2 separate regions of the Homo sapiens genome follow, and region 2 is linked to region 1. The links are chromatin contacts, found by Hi-C in ENCODE. All regions are on one chromosome and are shown on one strand. The core of a region is the stretch at or near the end of the contact, and the rest is flanking DNA. Distances in the headings are between cores, read along the strand shown.

Region 1 (6,520 bases), core at 2,941-5,440:
ACCTAGGCCTAGATGAATGTGGATAGATACTCACGTGGGGGAAAAATGGAAAAACAGGGCAACTATGGCTAAAGGAGTGTTTAACAACAAGCACTGCTGTCTGACGCATTTCTAGACTACTAGTCTTCAGATCGTATCATGTTCTCTGAGCTTCTTTAACAAAAACATGAACTAGAGCACTCATACTGGAAGGCCTGTGGCAGGGGTGTGAGTACTAGTATCCTGGCAGCAGCATCATAAAGGTGTCTCCTGCCCCACTTTTACAGCCTTGTCTATCCTCCCAGTCAGCATTCTGGCGGTCCCTGCTACTTCTCCATTAATGCCCAGATCCTGATGACAAACATGAACGTTAAAAAGTCCTGGCTGGCCGGACGTGGTAACTCACGCCTGTAATCCCAGCACTTTGGAAGGCCGAGGCAGGCAGATCACAAGGTCAGGAGATCAAGACCATCCTGGCTAACACGGTGAAACCCCATCTCTACTAAAAATACAAAAAATTAGCCAGGCGTGGTGGTGGGCACCTGTAGACCCAGCTATTCAGGAGGCTGAAGCAGGAGAATGGCGTGAACCCGGGAGGCGGAGCTTGCAGTGTGTTGAGACCGTGCCACTGCACTCCAGCCTGGGCAACAGAGCGAGACTCCATCTCAAAAAAAAAAAAAAAGTCCTGGCTACCTCCAAAATATTTTGCCCAATAGCCTGTCACGTGGAAGACCACAGTAAAAAAGCGTTTCATTTGAAAGGTGTTCATCATTAGCAGTGACCTATGACACTTTAGAAGGAAGAGATAGGCATAGTTCGAATAAGATGGAACATAAAACAAGTCAGTATCAAGTTAAGGAAATAGGAGGTGTGTTGGTTAAAGAAAAAAAAACTTAACTAGTAGTCTGCTTCCTAGAGAGATGCATTACAGAGATCATGGTCATTTCAGGCCAGTGGGGAGGTAAGGATGTCCACAAGGAGGACCAACTCTCTTCTCTCTCCCTCATCCTCAAACATGCACTAAGGCAGTATTTGCTGAAAGCGTAGATAAGCACAGAAATCCAGGTTACTCTGGGAGATTGTTTACTTTTAGCCAGGGAACTTGAGAAACATAAGTGAGAGGGAATGCTCCATTTCTCAGACCCTTGCTTTTATGCGCTGACAAGGTAAAGAGGTTTGTTTCCTTCTTTACATCTCCCCGCTTTAGTAATTACTATTTTGCAGAGCATGGGGTTGATGCTTTGTCAGCACTTCAGCACAGACACTAAATACAGAGATGCTTCAGTTCCTTCACAGTGCCAGCCTGTTGGTGCAAGCTTATATTTGCTGCAGGAGAATACAATTCCCATGGTTTAGCGTCTCTGCAAGATCAGGCAAATCAGATTAACAGCTGTAATTCTGTCAACACAGGCTGGGACCTGTTGAGAATTAAGCTGATATTTAAGACAGAGACTATGTACATCTAAAAATAATAGCTACTCTTAAAACCAGGTCCCAAAAAGAGATTATGAATAGCCCCTAAACGTGGTCATACTACCAACCAGTAGCATCACTGCAAGATATGAAATATCCATTATGAACTTTTACACTGATACGAATAAAGTTTTAATAAGAAAACCATTAAAGGCAAGATCATCTAAAGCACACCACAGCTTGGGATGGTGTGCATGAATCCAAAACTTTAACGTAAAACTAGACTTTGAGGCATGGTATATGAGATAGGAGAGAAGCATTTCTCAATTTTCTATCAAGGATATTTACCATCATCACATCAAGTTCCAGTCTGTCCCCATTCCTCTTCCTCTGGGAACAGCTCCACCAATTTTATGTCTGGAAAGGGAGGATGACCAGGATATGAGACCTACCCTTAGACAATCATAGGTCCTATGGGACCCCATTCCCTTGGCCAAAGCATTTGGTCTAGGCAGGGTTAAGCCTGTGACAAAGGCTTCATCAATCACAGTCAATGCATTGAACACTCAGTGAGAAAGAAGCAGTCTAGAATAGGGCCAGAGGCCTGGAAATCTTCTCTAAAGCTGCATCTTTAACGTATCTCAACTAAGAATCGGCTAAGTACTTGTGAAGGCTGGTGAGAGAAATGCCTGTCCAAACACAGGTGGCTTCAATAGTGGCACCCCTCTAAGATGTAGTGCTATAAGGAACCTGAAGACTACCATACCCCATTTGCATCAGCTCTGACACCTAAAAAGGATAAAGACAATGGAAAAAAATGCATAATTTTTAGGAACGAGACTGGCCTTTATTATCCTTCTTGACTAGTATTATTAATAGCAGTTACTATAAATTCCCCACTTATGTGCCAGAAACTACTGAGTATTTTACCTATATTATCTCGTTTAATCCTCACACCTTCTCCTAAGAGACAGGTAGTATTATCCCTATTTTACAGACGAGAAATTAAAATTAAAGAGGCAAGCAACTTGCAAAAATCACTGAGCTAGTCAGTGGCTGGTCCAGGATTTGAACCTATGTCTGACAGGTTTATGAGTTTAGCCATTACAATATACTGTCTCACTACTCTTCTCCATTGTTTCCCTCCATTGAGGCCATTGCTTCTTTGTTCCTGCAATATGTCTAACTATTCATTGGTCCTGCTCCTGGACTGTAACACAGTTGAGAGAAAGGAGACTAGTGTTTAGATATCTGATCAAGAAGACCCGAGACCTCATTGATTCATTGTGGAAGCAACATCTTCCACAACGACAGTTAATCTGGTATGCAATTCTCAGCTATACTGTTTTCCCTCCCAAAAAAGGGTTAATAAGTCTGTGATCCAAGAGATTTGCAGTAAGCCCTAGAAACAGCTAAGCAACGGCTGTTGAATCCCATTGGTGTGCCTATAAGATGCTACCTGGTGTAGAGAACAGAATATAATTCTCTCTCCTAGGAATTTAGATGCGCCCCTCCGCCCCCCTGCCAATACACACGCAAGGGGGCATAGCAGATGATGGCACATGTCCCATATGCAAACATGAATAGTAAACATGCTTTAGTACAGCTGGAGCTACTGTAGCAGAAAGTCAGGTTGTCTGCTACTCCACCTGGTCTTCTTAAAGGATTGGGTCTGGACATTCACCTCTCAGTGACTGCCACTCCCCATATATATCACAGGTTCAGGCTCTGCATTCAGCCCATTCGGAGTGTGTGAGTGCTAACATGGAACTCTCCAGGAGACAGCAAGCAGAAATGTGGATGATTAAAATAAAGGGTTTTCTTTGGCAATCTCAATTGCAAATGAGGATAAGGAAAATCCTCCCAGCTCACACTCTGCTCCCAGCTACTTGTTCTTGAGTTAAATGAGGGCTTGGCTCTGGCCTCAGGGGGCAAGAGCACTGTTCGTTATTTGGTGGTGGGGGAGGGGGTTGGGGGATCCGTCAGCACTTACATGCCTTTAGAGAATCTGCCTTTACAGAACTTGAAGAGCTCTGATGGAGGAACAGAGATGCTGTGGTGGTAGTGGCCTTGGAGGTGGTGGTAGTGGCAATGGTGATGATGATGATGATGAAAGAAGAAGAAAACGGTGATGGTAAATGTCATCTATAAACACAAGCAAAAAGCAGCAACAGATACCTTTCTAGTCATTGCCAACCATAGTCATGAAGCTGCTTCTGTTCCCAATGCAATCCCATTGTGGTGCTCCCCCTCTGCGCTAAACACATCCAGCTTCAAAAAAAAAAAAAAAAAAAAAAAAAAGCTCTGCATCTCTCCGTCCCCCGCCCTCCCGCCCTCCCGCCCTCCACCTTTCCTGTGCCAAGCTGGGAATGAGACTGCACTGGCGGGTCAAGGGGGCTGGGACCTGAGAGTCAACGACAGGAGTTCTGTAGTGAGGAGCGTTGGGATGACCCGGAGGGCCCACCAACGTACTTGGGAGCAGCTTGGTGGGGGAGCTGGAGGAACCGACACAGAAGGGGAGGAAGATAAGCTGGCGGGGTAAATAGACTTGATGCCTCATTCCAAGAACCCTGAAAGCCACGGGGGAAGGCGGAGCAGGCAGCCTTTGGTCGGGAAGAAGAGACGGGCAGATGGCCAGCAGAACAGACAAGACTCTCTTTACCTGACCAATACTCGGGAGGCTGGTCCCGAGTCCCAGCTACTCGGGAGGCTGAGGCAGGAGGATTGCTTACGGCAACAGCCGTGGCGGCTGCAGCCTCGAAGGATGCTGCGCTCCAGTCCAGAGCCAAAGCCCAAAGGGGCAGCTGCGCCGACCTCCACCGAGGCTCCGCCCCACAGGCCACAGGCCCCGCCTTCCTAGCACGCGCCGGCCTGACGAGCTGTTTGGGGGAGGTGAGCAGTAAACTGATCGGCAGGGCTGAAGACCAGTGGAAACGTGCAGCGGCGCCCGAGGTGGCAGGGGAGGCGGGGCGGGAGGCGGCGGTGCCCAATCAGCAGCCGAGCCGTTGGGCCAGGCTGGGAAGCAGTGCTGTCTTTTGGCACCGTCTGATCCGGGCTGAGGGATTGAAGGCGGTGGTCGCTAAGCTAGGTCTAAGACGGACAGCCAGGGCGACAACCAGTCTCTCGCTACGTGTCCCCAGCTTCCCTGTTTCCGAGCGCCTCTCAAGGCGCACGCTCTGGACTTGTTCAGATGGGGGAAGGGAACTGGTCTGGAACTCCCCACTATTCCCGAGGTTCCCACGCCTCCAGATCCGGAGAGGCCGTTTCGCTCCAGTGGCCTGGCCCCCCTGCCCCCTCAGCCTAGCCGTTCTTGATCGTAAGTGCTAAAAGGAACAAAGAAGGAGAATTCAAGAATCCACACATAAGCCCAAACCCTGACAGGAGCCTTTTCCTCTCCCATCTCCTGCCTACGCTTCCTCCTAGTAGCTTTTTAACTGCTGGCGGTTAAGTTACTTTGACTGGTTTGAATTAAACGCAAAATAGGTTTAGGCTGAGAAATGGGCCAGACCCTTGGCGATCTGAGAAAGAAAGACTGAGTCCGGATGTCAAGAGGCCTGGGCCTCACGAGGGAGTTTGTCTGCTTATTTGAACACCTCAGAGTTGAAGATCTTGTTACTGCTATTTCTGTGCTGGTGAATCAGTACAGACCTTGATGCCAAGGTACTGTTTTGTCCCCAAGTGTCTAATCATTACTGAAATGAACTACCTTCAAACCTTTCCTAAGAGGATTTGAGGCCTTAATGTCGTTGAGATTTGGAATGTGATTTGAGTGACACTGAGATCTTTTCCAAGTAGGTAGGCAAGAAAAGGCATTGTCTTTAATCTGCTTTTGGATAAATGCGAACTGTATCACCCATTTGGTACTTGAAGATAGAATTTTGTCCTGAATAGATTCTGTTTTCAAATAAGTAAATGGGAAAAAAATTTGGAAGGTATTTTTAAGGTGATTTTTTTCACTATTTTTTTTCTAGAAATAATAGTTTATTGGAACTCTGATTTATTCTTAATCACAATATTAGCCAAACACTGATAGGCCCTTTATTTATTTGTTTTTTTAACACACGGTCTCACTCTGTCACCCAGGCTGGGGTGCAGTGGTGCGATCTTGGCTCACTGCAGCCTCAACCCCGTGGGCTAAAGCCATCCTCCCAACTCAGCCTCCAAAGTACCTGGGACTACAGGCGGGCACCACCATGTCCAGCTAATTTTTTAATTTTTTATTTGTAGGGACAGGGTTTCACCATATTGCCCAAGCTGGTCTCAAACTCCTAAGCTCAAGCGATCTTCCCTTCTCAGCCTCCCAAAATGCCGAGATTACAGTTGTGAAGTGCTGTGCCCGGCTCCATAGGCACTTCATATACATTATCTCCTTCAATCCTCATATCTTCCCCTTGTAAATTCCACTTATAGATAAGAAAACTGAGGTTCCCAAAGTTCAAGTAATTGTCCTTGGGTCATGTTCGTAGTTAGGAGTAGAGTCAATACGAGGTCCGTATATCTCCTGTCTAAAAATCATCATCATCAGTTAGAAGAATAAGAAGCCCTCAGTACGACTCTTAATTCCTTGATGCTTTTTTCTTTTTACCTGAAAATTGTCATATAGGGATCCAGTTTTCACACTACTGACTTCTTGAAACCGCAGCCTCAGAAGCACCTTTAAGAGTGAAGTGTCACCTCTGACATGTGTTAGGAGCAATTGCAAGTCAACTTTGCTCATAGAAGGGAGCTGTGATTTCCTATTGTTGGGAAGGAAGTAAAATTTTGCAGGGCTTAAGTCAAACTAGGTTTTAATTGATGTAGAAATCTTTTAAAGTCCACCCACAAAATAATATCATGGTCGTGTGAGCTGAGTCCTAGAAAGGTAAAAGGATGTTAATCCAAAGTCATATTCCAGCATTGTTTCAACAGTGTTCTGAAGAAATTCCTAAATCCTACTCTGGCCTTTAATCAAACCTGGAAATATGTACTTGCTCTAAGCTTGGTAGGGGGAGGGAGTAGGAGGTGTTTTAAAGAGAAAGGAGAAGAAAAATATTTTCCCAAAGAGGCTATTAATAAAGACAAAATATAAATAAGTTAAAGGTTATAGATCAATACAAAGGTATACACTAATTAACAAGTTAGTGGAGTT
Region 2 (6,863 bases), core at 3,981-6,480, 1.1 Mb after region 1:
AGGCAGGAGGATCATTTGAGGTCAGGAGTTTGAGACCAGCCTGGCCAACATGGTGAAACCCCATCTCTCCTAAAACACAAAATTTAGCCGGGTGTGGTTGCAGATGCCTGTAATCCCAGCTACTTGGGAGGCTGAGGCTGGAGAATCACTTGGACCAGGGAGGTGGAGGTTGCAGTGAGCCGAGATAGCGCCACTGCACTCCAGCCTGGGCGACAGCGCGAGACTTTGCCTCAAAAAAAAAAAAAGAAAAAGAAAAAAAGTATTAGGTCCTGCAAATGACATATAAAAATATGTTTTATAGCCACATGGTTATAAAGCACATGTAAAAAATGTTCATCATAGCAGAGGCAAAATGATGCAAGAAAGAGCACTAGATAAAAGTCAGGAGGCCTGAACTTCAGTCTTGGCTTTGCCACTTTGTGATCTACAAATAACCATCTCTATAAGCCTTAGTTTCCTCATTTATTTTGTTATTTTTTTAGTCTAATCTATTGGGGTTTTAAGTCTCCTCACTTATTAAAATGTGGTTTGATCAGAATAAGATTCTAGATCATTAGCTCTAACATGTGGTGCTTTTCAAAAAAATTACTATAAAAGTGATACACTATAAATACTTAAAAGTTGTATATGCCCTTAATTGTTTTGGTAAAAGAAAATTCCACTCTATTTTTTTTTCTTTTTCTTTTTTTTTTTTTTTGAGACAGAGTCTCGCTCTGTCACCCAGGCTGGAGTGCAGCGGCGTGATCTCAGCTCACTGCAACCTCCGCCTCCTGGATTCAAGCAATTCTCCTGTCAAGGCCTCCCGAGCAGCTGGGATTACAGGCGCACGCCGTCACGCCTGGCTAATTTTTTGTATTTTTAGTAGAGACAGGGTTTCACCGTGTTCCCCAGGCTGGTCTCGGACTCCTGAGCTCAGGGAATCCACCCGCCTCGGCCTCCCAAAGTGCTAGGATTACAGGCGTGAGCCACCGTGCCTGGCTCCACTCTATTTTTGTAACTCACTTTCCAGAGGCATCCACTCTCAACAGTTTCTTTTGTATCTTTAAGGCGTTCTTCATACATAAGCTAATACACTGCTAAGATTCTTGATTTTACCAACTGGACAGTCCTATAAATTCAAATGGAGCCTTGCCAAAATGAAAGAAAAATTACTTTGATAGCAGAAAGAAAACTACTCAGAAAGCCAACAGCAGAAAAAATTAAAATATACTGAAATAAGTATTTAAAACTTCATGTAGGGCTGGGCGCTGTGGCTCACGCCTGTAATCCCAGCACTTTGGGAGGCCAAGGTGGGTGTATCTCCTGAGGTCAGGAGTTTGAGACCAGGTTGACTAACATGATGAAACCCCATCTCTACTAAATACAAAAAATTAGCCAGGTGTGGTGGTGCATGCCTGTAATCTCAGCTACTTGGGAGGCTGAGGCAAAAGAATCACTGGAACCCGGGAGACAGAGATTGCAGTGAGTGGAGATTGCGCCCTTGTACCCCAGCCTGGGCAACAAGTGTGAAACTCCATCTCAAAAAAAAAAAAAACAAAAAAAACTTCATGTGTCACCTCCTGTTTGTGTGATGTAATGTGAGTAGAAGACATATGACAAGAAACTTCGGGTGGGAAGTTTCTCTACAGGAAGAAACGTGGGAGGCATGGGGGAAAGGAGAATCATACTAATGTCACAACCACAGAAGGATGTACAAAGGGTGAAAAAATTCAGAGAACTGTAAATACTAAAATAGCAAACTAACTGTGAAATGCACTATGAGCTTAAGGAGAGTCAACTGTAGAAAGGATGCAGTTGTTATCTATATTAAAGCCAGCCTAGAGGGAAGTGTATATTAACATTAGGCCCTTTTCTTCACAACAGCACCCTTTGAAGATCTACATCTAAATCTAACAAGGGCTTTCACATACTGAGAAGTCAAGGGTGAAATAATTGTGTTTCTAAGTGGTTTCTTCTAATGGTGGGGAAAATTTATCACATGATGACAGTCATCATAAGAATTTTTTTAAATATAGAAAGAAAAAAAAAGAGAAAAGGTAGGTCACTGAGAAAGTATAAAGTTCCACGAGAATAGGGCAAAGTCCTCTCTAATGGCCAGACTATTAATTTCCCTTTCATCTGGGTACCGGAGAATATTTAAACATTAAGTAAGGAATGTGTTATATAGAGAACCAAGCTTTTAACATCTGTAACCACGTAAACAAACATAAATTTCACTTAGATATGTCCCCATTTTTACCCCTGTAGTCCCATTTTTACCCCTATAGTGTAAAAGGATACCACTTTAGACTGTAAAGAATGCTTAAGGGTAACGTAAGAACCGCAGACTGGACAAGGAACCTGTTCTGCTGGTCTAACACATTACTAAGTCCACTTTTCCAAAGAATAAAAATACAATTCTGTAACATGTAAGTCACAAGTCTAACAAACTAAACTATAAATTACCTAATGATAATTACAATATTAAGAAATTAACACTGGTATAGTCTTTACCTGGAATTTTTACAACCTAAATACAGCATGATGGATAAAAACTAAAACCACAATTTGGAATTAATTTGGAGGAAGAGGAAATGATAAATTTGTATTCCATACTGTAATTTTAATCCAGTGTATGACACACTGTAAAATTTGTCAAAAAGTTGAAAACAGTAAAGTCTGAGAACCAACCTATGTCTCCATAAAAGAAAAAATGATTAGTCAAGGATGAGTGAATTCTAGGACTGTAAACTTTACCAAATCTACCTTGTCTCCAGATACTAAAAACACAAACAGAATTAGGGAACTAAAATCATTCTGGTTTCCTGAACCCTTTAGGTTAAAAGGAACAATATTTCCTGACACCGGAAAATGGTGAGTAAGCCTTGCTTTCACAAGTCAGTGGGTGAGGCTATGGTTTTCAAACTTGGGTGGAATATTATTTTAAGAGTCTTTAAGGGAAATTTTTATCATTAAAAGATTACATTAGTTACAACACAGCATAAAACTAAATATATAAAGCAGTACAGGTCTCAAACTTTTAAATTTCAGAGTCCAAAAAATGTTATGATCTCCCCATTTTCTCTCTTCTCTCTCTTCCATCACCTCTTCCCAGTACCTCAAATAAAACCAAGCCAGCTGACACACACAAACTGGTTTAGGAAGCTAAAGGTCTGTAGCAGTCAACATGAGCCAGGAGTGGCTTGTGTGCTACCTGCTAACTCTAATCATCAGACTTTCCATCTAAAGCTCAGAGAGAATAAATTACATGGGAATCAGGCCCTAAAAGCCTTTTCAGAAGTCTTCCATTTGACAGAATAGCACATTAGGTCTACCCACCATCACCCTGAGTGGGCTTAGCTACTTGTGTCAAGGTCTCCATAAAAATACAGATTTCAAAAAAGAATTTTGCAATACACATTCGAAGTCTTGGAGGAAAGCTGCTAAGATACGACCAGTAACTACTCCATGAAACCAGTCTTAAAGCAGACTGAAATAGCCAATGATGGCTACAGAACACATATCCAACTCACTAAATTTTAAAATTTAGGATTCTGTGTGCTGAAAACGATTACATTCTTTGATATTCACTTTTAACCAAAATACCCATTTCATTTCTAAGAAGACAAAAATGAGGAAGTTAAAATATACATTTGCCTTCCTTCTTGTCATACACCTTCCCACATACCAAATTACTACTGCAAAGAGCCACTATGCTATTATTCCAAAGAGTTCCTAAGCATCTCACAAAGAGATGCCTTGGTTCCTGATGACTATTATAATCATAATTATATGATTATGATCTTCCAGATCCATAGATGGTCATCTTGGATAAAGAACCCAGTAATGAAAGTATGCTGCGGTCTGTGTTTCTACTTACCCTCGATGACATCCTGGGGGTGAGAAGTCCGGTCACTGGGTGGATCCAGTGCAACAGTTGCCAGCGAAGTGGTGGCCCCAGACATCTCACTCATAGGCTCACTCCGGCTTGTTTCAGGCACGCTTTCCCGGGAGCTAAATCTTACTCGGGAACTAGATCGAGAGCTGAGGTCCGGACTGGTGTCTGACAAACCTGGAATGTCATCGATCTTTGTCGGTGTCACCATGAACCGAACTGAAGCCATCTTGGTGGTGGTTTCTGGAGGATGCATTTTGTTCTTTTTAAGAACAAAAAAAGTGGGGGGAACCTCGCAAAATCTTCCTCTTACGCTAGCTACTTTTGACTGCAATACAAAAGATAACTTGAAAAATAACACATTTCAATAACCTTGATTCACACCACACAAAAAGCCCCAACTAAGAATACTTCTACTCAGAATTCAAGCCGACTGTCCTAGAAAGTGCATCACCAATAGGTGAATATATTTTTTAAGAGAGAAAAAAACAAAAAACAAAAAGACAAAACAATGCCAATCTTGTGTGACTTCTTTCCTTCAGAATGAAGAGCTACCTAGCTAACCCCTCTGGTCCGGGGCTGAAGGCTCAGTGCCATGGTCTCAGGGCAGCAGATGAAGCCTCCCTCCCCTCAGCCCCCAGTTTCCTGTCGAGGTAGTCCTTTATCTGGTGAGTGTCCCACGGTTCTAGTTGGGCGAAGTGCGTGCAGGCAAACCTTTATCAGGCGACTATAGCGTGGATCAGATTGCTAAAAGGTGTACACCCGGCCACCTGTTGTGTATCAGGTGAATACCCCACAGGTCTGGCTGGGGGGAGGTGTATGCAAAGCCACCCGGTGTTTTTGATGTCGACAATCCACTTGGGTCTGGTGGGAAAGGTGCACATGCATAACGGGAAAAATAACCCACACTACTGAGAGAAGGGTGAGCAGAGGAGGATGCAGGGGCAGAGCGGATTCCTGTCTCCGAGAGGTCGGTGGGGGTGGCGCGCCCGCTCTTCTCCTAGCAGAAAGGTCCTCGGGGTCTGGGAGGAGGTTAGCGGATCAAGACACCTCGGACTGCAGCTCAGAGTCGTGGCAAGTCGTAGCTAGTCCACTGAGCCACGGTCCGCTCGCTAGGTTTCTCCTGCGTGTGACAGGACGAGCCACCCCCTTTGCCGGAGGCGCGTTCTCCCCTACCCCCGCCCCGGCGCAGGTCACCCCCTCGTCGTTCTTCCTCAGGGTCCCAGTAGAGGAGGAGACGGCCACGCAGGCTGGCCTGACTGGGCAGCAGGGTGAGGGAGAAGGAGGTCGCAGGTGCAGTATCCCGGCGCCAGCTGATGCGGGTGCGCGCGCAGCTGTTGTTTACTAGCCGGTAACTGTTTCAGAGCCGCGGCGCGCGCAGGGTTCGCGCTGCCGGGGCTGGCGCCCCCTCCCCGGCCCGACGCCAGAGCAGCAGTTACGTGACCTGGCCTCCCCCAGCCCCGGGCCCGACGGGGTGCGCCCGCGCCGCCGCAGCCCTTCCCTTCCCTCCCCGCTTGTTCCTCATTCGAGGTGAACCTTGCGAAGAGAAGCCCGGGGGTGCAGTGAGAGGGCGGAACCGTCCCGCGGGCGCCCGAAAGCCCCGCCCAGCCGCCGCAGCCCGCGGTGACCGAGTGCAGCGCGCCTGCGCTCGCCGCGGGACACGGCAGGCGGGGCGGGGCCGAATACGAGTGGCCAGGGGCACGACGGGAGCTGTAGTCCAGGGCACGGCCCGACCCGCGTGAAGAGGGGAATAATCCTTTTCCTCGGTCCGGCTGTGCTGCACACTCACTCTGGAAGCATCCTAGAGGGCGGGCGCTGCTCCTCACCCTCAGAACCCGGGGAGCCATTTCTCTTTCATGAGTGTCTCTGAAAACATCATTCATGATTTCTTTAACCAGAAACACCGCTCCTATACCTGGGAATAACCCTCATTGTAATTTTTATGTAGAGGTCTACATACAAATAAACCACTTTTATGTAAAAAAAAAAAATTAAAACTATAAAGTAGGCCTGGCGCGGTGGTTCACGACTGTAATCCTAGCACTTTGGGAGGCTGAGGCGGGCGTGATCGATCACCTGAGCTCAGGAGTTCCAGACCAGCCTGGCCAGCATAGCGAAACCCCGTCTCTACCAAAAATTCAAAAATTAGCCGGGCGTGGTGGCGTGTGCCTGTAATCCCAGCTATTCCTTAGACTGAGGCAGGAGAATCGCTTGAGCTTGGGAGGCGGAGGTTGCAGTGAGCCGAGAACGCACCATTGCATTCCAGCCTGGGGGGACAAGAGCAAAACTCCGTCTCAAAGAAATAAATAAATAAAAATAAAACTATAAAGTACCTTAAACACATTTGTCCTACTTTAATTTTTTGTTGTTGTTCTTGTCCTTTTAATAAATGCTATGTCCACTTTCTAGTCAGACTGAAAGTTCCACTAAATAATACGTTTTTTTATACCTGGAGAAGACGTTGATGTATTTTCTCAAATCCATTCCATGTTTTCACCACTACATTTGTCGCTAGAATATTTTTTCTTAGTGTTTATTTAATGTATAAATGGTGGTGTTCGATAAATTCTGACTCACCAATGTTTTGTTTGAAAAGCTATTTCCTATAGCTGTGATCAAGACCTCTAAATTTAACAATCACCTGGGCCCAGAAACTGGCCCCCGGTTTTGCCTGGGGTCTTGGCTCCTCACAAGTGGTTATGTTTAAGCAGCACTCCTAGCAATGGGAACTGTATTCCCGGAAGTTCTCTTTTATCAAATGACACACAAAGTCCAAATCCTTTCAAGGATTAAAGGATCAAAAAGGTTAAAAAGATCCTGGTAACAAAATGAGAAATCCTAATGTAAAGTGTAAACCTCCTAAAGTTTGACTCTTTATAAAGTCTGGGTTTCTTGATTCAGGCCCACAGCTTTCATCCATCCTCAGCAGGATCAATTTTTTCCTCAGGCAGGCCTGCCGTTCATTCAAACTTCAGACTTTTCCTTTATA

Evidence for each region. A loop is a pair of places that touch in the nucleus more often than their neighbours do. Pooled maps may share reads with other maps.
Region 2: a loop to region 1 is called in a pooled map, with 7 times the contacts of the local background. The contact joins the promoter of SLC12A6 here to the promoter of FMN1 in region 1. A Hi-C loop is called at or near these places in 7 of 50 pooled maps.

What each region holds. Positions count from the first base shown.
Region 1 is chr15:33,190,524-33,197,043 of GRCh38, forward strand. It overlaps FMN1 (formin 1), which reads right to left and starts at 4,191. Exons shown (of 21, transcript NM_001277313.2): 1 at 4,055-4,191; 2 at 3,386-3,537. It overlaps LOC105370759 (a long non-coding RNA gene), which reads left to right and starts at 4,388. Exons shown (of 3, transcript XR_932090.3): 1 at 4,388-5,052. RefSeq lists silencers at 4,170-4,509, 4,284-4,493.
Region 2 is chr15:34,332,551-34,339,413 of GRCh38, forward strand. It overlaps SLC12A6 (solute carrier family 12 member 6), which reads right to left and starts at 5,231. Exons shown (of 26, transcript NM_001365088.1): 1 at 4,782-5,231; 2 at 3,860-4,202. The coding sequence starts at 4,130. RefSeq lists enhancers at 1,619-1,668, 3,296-3,345, 3,406-3,475, 3,677-3,796 and a silencer at 5,086-5,645.